Regions from separate parts of the Homo sapiens genome. Here region 1 is linked to region 2. The links are chromatin contacts, found by Hi-C in ENCODE. All regions are on one chromosome and are shown on one strand. Each heading gives the region's core, a stretch centred on a gene start or an enhancer-like site at or near the end of the contact. The rest is flanking DNA. Distances are from core to core; before and after follow the strand shown.

What was found. A loop is a pair of places that touch in the nucleus more often than their neighbours do. Pooled maps may share reads with other maps.
Region 1: a loop to region 2 is called in a map of ascending aorta, with 5 times the contacts of the local background. The contact joins the promoter of VCAM1 here to the promoter of CDC14A in region 2. A Hi-C loop is called at or near these places in 1 of 168 maps with a recorded cell type or tissue (ascending aorta) and 2 of 50 pooled maps.

The regions. Positions count from the first base shown.
Region 1 is chr1:100,718,260-100,721,197 of GRCh38, forward strand. VCAM1 (vascular cell adhesion molecule 1) reads left to right here and starts at 1,483. Exons shown (of 9, transcript NM_001078.4): 1 at 1,483-1,665; 2 at 2,217-2,492. The coding sequence starts at 1,602.
Region 2 is chr1:100,351,185-100,354,119 of GRCh38, forward strand. CDC14A (cell division cycle 14A) reads left to right here and starts at 1,322. Exons shown (of 16, transcript NM_003672.4): 1 at 1,322-1,819; 2 at 2,578-2,668. The coding sequence starts at 1,771. RefSeq lists enhancers at 79-508, 549-598, 1,849-2,158, 2,199-2,448 and silencers at 1,099-1,188, 1,219-1,268.

The DNA.
Region 1 (2,938 bases), core at 233-2,732, 370 kb after region 2:
AATCAATTTTTCTGATCCCTAGATATTTGGTAGGTGAAGTCATACCTATATATCCCCACACCCTAGAACAGCATCTCCAACTTATTTTTCCCTCCTTGTCTTTTAGTGGGAGCCACATCAGTATCCAAGAGGAGATCCAGAAGCCTCTCCAACCAGGTAGGGACAGTTATAGATTCCAGACCTCAGCTATGGCCTTTGTTACAGAGTACAAATGTTATATAGTACAAGTTTATTGTACACATCCCATTGAGTCTCTGAGCTTTAGAATTTTCTTGTAGAATTTAACAGTTTTTTCATGCCGTATTTACATATTATTGCTAGTATTTAGAATTTTCTTCTCCAAATGTATAACGTTTATTATTGCATTTTTTGTATCCACTAAGTGGAAAATCATGCATTAGATATTGTAGAAGTAGATACAACAATGAACAAGAACTGGTCCTGACCATGAGAGGAACTGATGATCCAATGGGGGAGATAGACCTGCACGTGTTTAATAAAAGGAAGTGGCTATTCCGGTTTCTTTTTGATGGGCAAGCATTTTGCAAGGCCTTGGGCTATGTGTGTGCAAGGCTAAGCCAGTTAGTTAATTGGGATTTTTTTAAAAAGGCACTTCACTGGGGGGAAAAGGAACATAGAGTTGGTTATTGTCCCCTTGCCTATAATAAAAACCTATTATTTTTAATTTTTTAACTGGGTTTGCGGTTAAATCTCACAGCCCAAGAGATTTGCCACTTCAGATGGATTCCATACACTTGCATTTAAGTATGCAAAAAAATTCCAATTATCCAGCAATTTAACCAAATTATTGGTAACTTTTCTAAAACAAAAAAAAATTGTTTCCCTTGTTTTGGCAGCAATTTCAGTTACAGTCCTTTACTTTCTACTCAAGAAAATAGTTTCAAAAAGTTGATGTTTGTTGCTAAAAGAACTATTTTTATGAATAAATATAAAACTAAGAAGTTATGGTGTCCCTTTTTTAAAAAATGACTCATCAAAAGAAATAACTTTTTCCTTTCTCTTGTAAGAGAAAAAAATTAATCTCTTTTAGAATTGCAAACATATTTCCTTGATGGAGAAAATCAATTCACATGGCATAGTCGTTATTTATCCAGTTCAAAAACCAGAGTAGAATTTACTACTCTGTCTCCATTTTTTCTCTCCCCACCCCCTTAACCCACATTGGATTCAGAAAGCTTCATTCTGCAATCAGCATTGTCCTTTATCTTTCCAGTAAAGATAGCCTTTTGGAGTCGAAGATGAGGAAAAGCCTGTATTTTATAGTCTTGGAAGTGTCTTCTTTTGCCAGGACAGAGAGAGGAGCTTCAGCAGTGAGAGCAACTGAAGGGGTTAATAGTGGAACTTGGCTGGGTGTCTGTTAAACTTTTTTCCCTGGCTCTGCCCTGGGTTTCCCCTTGAAGGGATTTCCCTCCGCCTCTGCAACAAGACCCTTTATAAAGCACAGACTTTCTATTTCACTCCGCGGTATCTGCATCGGGCCTCACTGGCTTCAGGAGCTGAATACCCTCCCAGGCACACACAGGTGGGACACAAATAAGGGTTTTGGAACCACTATTTTCTCATCACGACAGCAACTTAAAATGCCTGGGAAGATGGTCGTGATCCTTGGAGCCTCAAATATACTTTGGATAATGTTTGCAGCTTGTAAGTTATTTCCCTTCATCTGTTTCAAATGTTAGCATTCAATTTTAGCCCTGGTTTTGGCTTCAGTCAGTTTTGCGATAGTAGTGAAGTAAAGACACTAGGATTTTAAACAGTAGGAAAAGTTAATTTAGTCTAACTTTTAATATGCAATTGAGTTTTGCTATATACCATTGTACTGTCATAGTTAGAGCTGAAAATTGATGTTTTTGGTATCTTTTTTTCCAAAGGCAATTGAGTAATTTGGATTCTGTCTCTAGTCGGTCTGTCTCTTTAGTTTCCTATACTTGACAATGAGGTCAAACTTAGCAAATAACAAAACAGCTTTGATAAATGGGCATCAAGGTTGGAACTGAGAATTCTCTCTACTGAAGATGATTCCATAAACTTTTTTGGCAGTGACTTCGGTGCTTTTTGGCTACCTTGCAGTTAGTTTGAAGCAGCTTAGGAAAGAGATCAGTCTGATCATATTTTAGACATTATACAGAGAAGAAGGAGGAGAATACTAGACAAACTAGTGGTAAATTTGCTTCTGTCTTTTTTTGCTTTTGCAGCTCAAGCTTTTAAAATCGAGACCACCCCAGAATCTAGATATCTTGCTCAGATTGGTGACTCCGTCTCATTGACTTGCAGCACCACAGGCTGTGAGTCCCCATTTTTCTCTTGGAGAACCCAGATAGATAGTCCACTGAATGGGAAGGTGACGAATGAGGGGACCACATCTACGCTGACAATGAATCCTGTTAGTTTTGGGAACGAACACTCTTACCTGTGCACAGCAACTTGTGAATCTAGGAAATTGGAAAAAGGAATCCAGGTGGAGATCTACTGTGAGTGCTTTAGAAAATCTTTGTTTTTCTCTCAATTTTACTTTAAAATCACTTTTTAAAAATGATATTTTAAAAAAAGTTTTAAAATGGATATTCATGTACAGATTCTTGGCTAAAGAACATACAACATCAGGAAAGCTAGGGACAGCTAAGGCCAACATGAGAGAGAGCAGGAATCCAAATCTTGGCTTCTATTTCTACCTCTGCCACAAACACAGTGACCATGTATAAGACTCAACCTCTCTGGGCTCTGGTTTCCTTAGCTGTAAAATGATCATTTCTAAGTTTCTTTTTGTTTTATTAAAAAATATTTCCATTTGATTACATCCTTACATGTTTACTTGCTTATGTGTCTGATTGATTTATGAATTCCATCCTTCAGGGATTTTCTATTCATTTATTCTTATGCAATTTGATGCTTAAAATTAGTTTAAACATTAAGTAGA
Region 2 (2,935 bases), core at 72-2,571:
CCCTGTCTAAAACAAAACACACATTAAAAAAAAAAAAACCACAAACAAAACCTGCAATTGGCCCTCGAAGGGCTGGTTCCCTCAGTCAGCTCTGCACGGGTGCGCCCCCTTTCTCCCTAGAGGTCAACAAGCGACTGCGAAGGAAAACGCCGCCACAAGTTTCTTGCTGTTTCTGGAGAGACCTCTCAGAGCGCATGCTCTTCGGATAGTCGGTCTGTAGCGCCATTTTCGTATGGAAGGGACTGCACTCTGATTAGGTACAGCCTTAGGACGCCCAGCGTTCAAGTTGTTCAAACAGTACGTAGAGCCTCGCAGAGACAAGTCAATGGCCTCTTTTAGCGGGACTCCTGCCTGGAGCGCTTCAGCTGAGACTATGTAAAGAAATTCCTTTGTGTTAACCTTCCTCCTTGGACCAGTGGACTCTCCTCTCTCTCCTGTTCCCTCCGCGCCCGCCCAGGCTGGCTCAGCGGTCTCGCCCCGCCCCTCCGGGACCGGAGCACTGTAAAGATTAGGCATCTGTGATGCTTTTGCGCTCACATTGGCGGCCCAGATGAGAGGGCGTGGAGAACCAGATGGGAAACTTTTTGTCCCGTGAGAACAAAGTACAAGTTATATCAGAGTCTGGTATGTGTAGAGGAAACCAATACATGTACTGTGAGCTAGGAGCTGGTGCTTCTTTTTCAATTGTATTTTTTATAAAGATGCAGACCCCCTCAGTGTTGGGCGTGGGGGGTGGCTGAAATGTTAGCTAGAGGCGAGGCAGGGCACGGAGATCTGAGGTTTTTACGAGTGTGTGTGTGTGTGTGTGTGTGTGTGTGTGCGCGCGCGCGCGCCCTACAAGAGTTTAGAAGAGCATGGGTGAGTGGGCGAGAAAGAAAGAGAATGAGAGAGAGAGAGAAAAGAAATCTGGAGTGGGACAAGACTTAGAGGGTGCAGAAAAGAAAGGGGGCGCCAGCACATCCTAGCCTCCGAGGCCGCGACAGCGCCTTTGGCGATGTCCACTCTCAACCCCGCCGTTTCATTCATAAGTTTCTGGCCTACAGGCCCCGCCCGCTCCCCTGGGCCGAGGGCCCCGTTTCCTGAACAGCAATTGGTGGACGGCAACAAAGCCTTAGCAACCGGCTCCTAGTGACCCGCGGGGCGCCTGGTAACTGGGGCTGCTGCGGAGAAAGGAGCGGGGCTGTCCCTTTAAGGGATGGCCGCGGAGTCGTGAAAGTGGAGGGGGCTGAGGGAGGGCGGGGAGGAAGGTCTGGGGGCGGACCCAGGGGGAGGAGGAGGAGGAAGAGTAACTGCTGAAAGGAGGTGGCGAAGGAGGATCCGGAGCAGCTGCTGCCAGCCCGCGGGCACTGAAGTCCTCCCGGCTGCCGCTCGAGTAGCCACGGGCGCGATCGGGACCAGAAGTCTCCTCCTCCATGATCACTTTGGAAGCCGGGGGAAGACTTTGCCCTGCCCTGAGAGCTGGTCTGCGTTTCCCAGGCGCGGCGGCGGCGGAGCAGCAGCTGCAGCAGCCGAGTCCAAATAGGAGCGGCCACAGCCAGGGGCGTGAGCGCCCCGCGCGGAGCGAGCTCGGGTTCCCCTCGGAATGTCCCCGGGGCGCCCGGCGCGCTGACCCCGAAGCCGCCTCCGCCTTCGGCGCCTGCTGCCTCCCTCGGCCAGGCTTGTTGTTCGGGACTGTGAGCTTCCTGGCTCCTGGGCAGTGGGGAAGCCCCCGGGGGCGAGTGACTTCAGCTGGCCACGACCCAGCCCTCCCCCGTGCGTATCTCGCTTAAGATGGCAGCGGAGTCAGGGGAACTAATCGGGGCTTGTGAGTTCATGAAAGGTGAGGAGCAGCCGCCCCGCATCTTCCAACGCTTTCTTGCCCCCAACTCTTCACTTCCCGCGCCACTGTCCCCACCTTCTCCTGAGGCTGCCAGTGTCCTGCAGCCGCTGCGCGCGCTCTCGTCCCCTCTAGGGACTCTCCTTTCTCCGAGGACCCCCTGCTTCCGGCTTCTCTTTCTTGTGTCCCTTGCTCCCTCTGCAGCTCCCTCGGATGGCCTCTCGGCCTCGTAATGGGACAGCACCGGCTTCTGCCCGTACTCCGGCACTCAGCAGCTCATGGGGAGCCTGCTCCGGATGCTCACCGGTCACCTTTACTCCACCATCGCAGGCTTCGGTTTTCGGGACACCCCCAACCACACCCCCCAAGTCTCTCTCCCTTCCTCTTTTTCAAATCTCCGAAGCTGCGTCGGGAGGCTCACCTCTTTCTTCCCCTTCTCGCAGCTGCTGAGGTCTGGAGATTTGGGAACCAAACTTGCACCTCCAGTTCTGCGGGTACCCCCAGCTCCTGCCTACTCTGCTGGCCTGAAACAAGGGAAATGTGGGTGCTCTGAGCCCCGCTGAGTTCCTCGGTCAGGTCCTCCTCTTGCCTAACTGTTGTGCTCTTGAGTCTCTAGCTTTCTGGGAGGGATGAGGTTTCTGCAAGAATTCCACGTGTTAATGGGGTCTTTAAATTGTGATCCTTCGTATGTTACCACCCACCTTCACTTCCACTTCTCTACTTCTCATATGTTTTTTCTGTCTTTTAAACTTGTCTTTCAGATCGGTTATATTTTGCTACTTTAAGGAATAGACCAAAAAGCACAGTAAATACCCACTATTTCTCCATCGATGAGGAGCTGGTCTATGAAAAGTAAGTTTATGTTTTGTTTTTTTTTCTCTTGGCCATTCAGCTTGTTCTTTGACGAGGAAACACTATGCACTTTTATGGCAGTTTTATTCATTTCCCCCCCAATGATACGAGTAACAATATCAATTTTTTAAGACTCAGGTGCCTGGGGAGAAGTTCAGAGAAAATTGACAGAATTTGAACCTTTCAACACTTCAGTTCTTTTAGACATCTATCTGTTTTAGTTCTTCCTACCACCACAACAAACAGCAACTGGAGATTCCTAACATT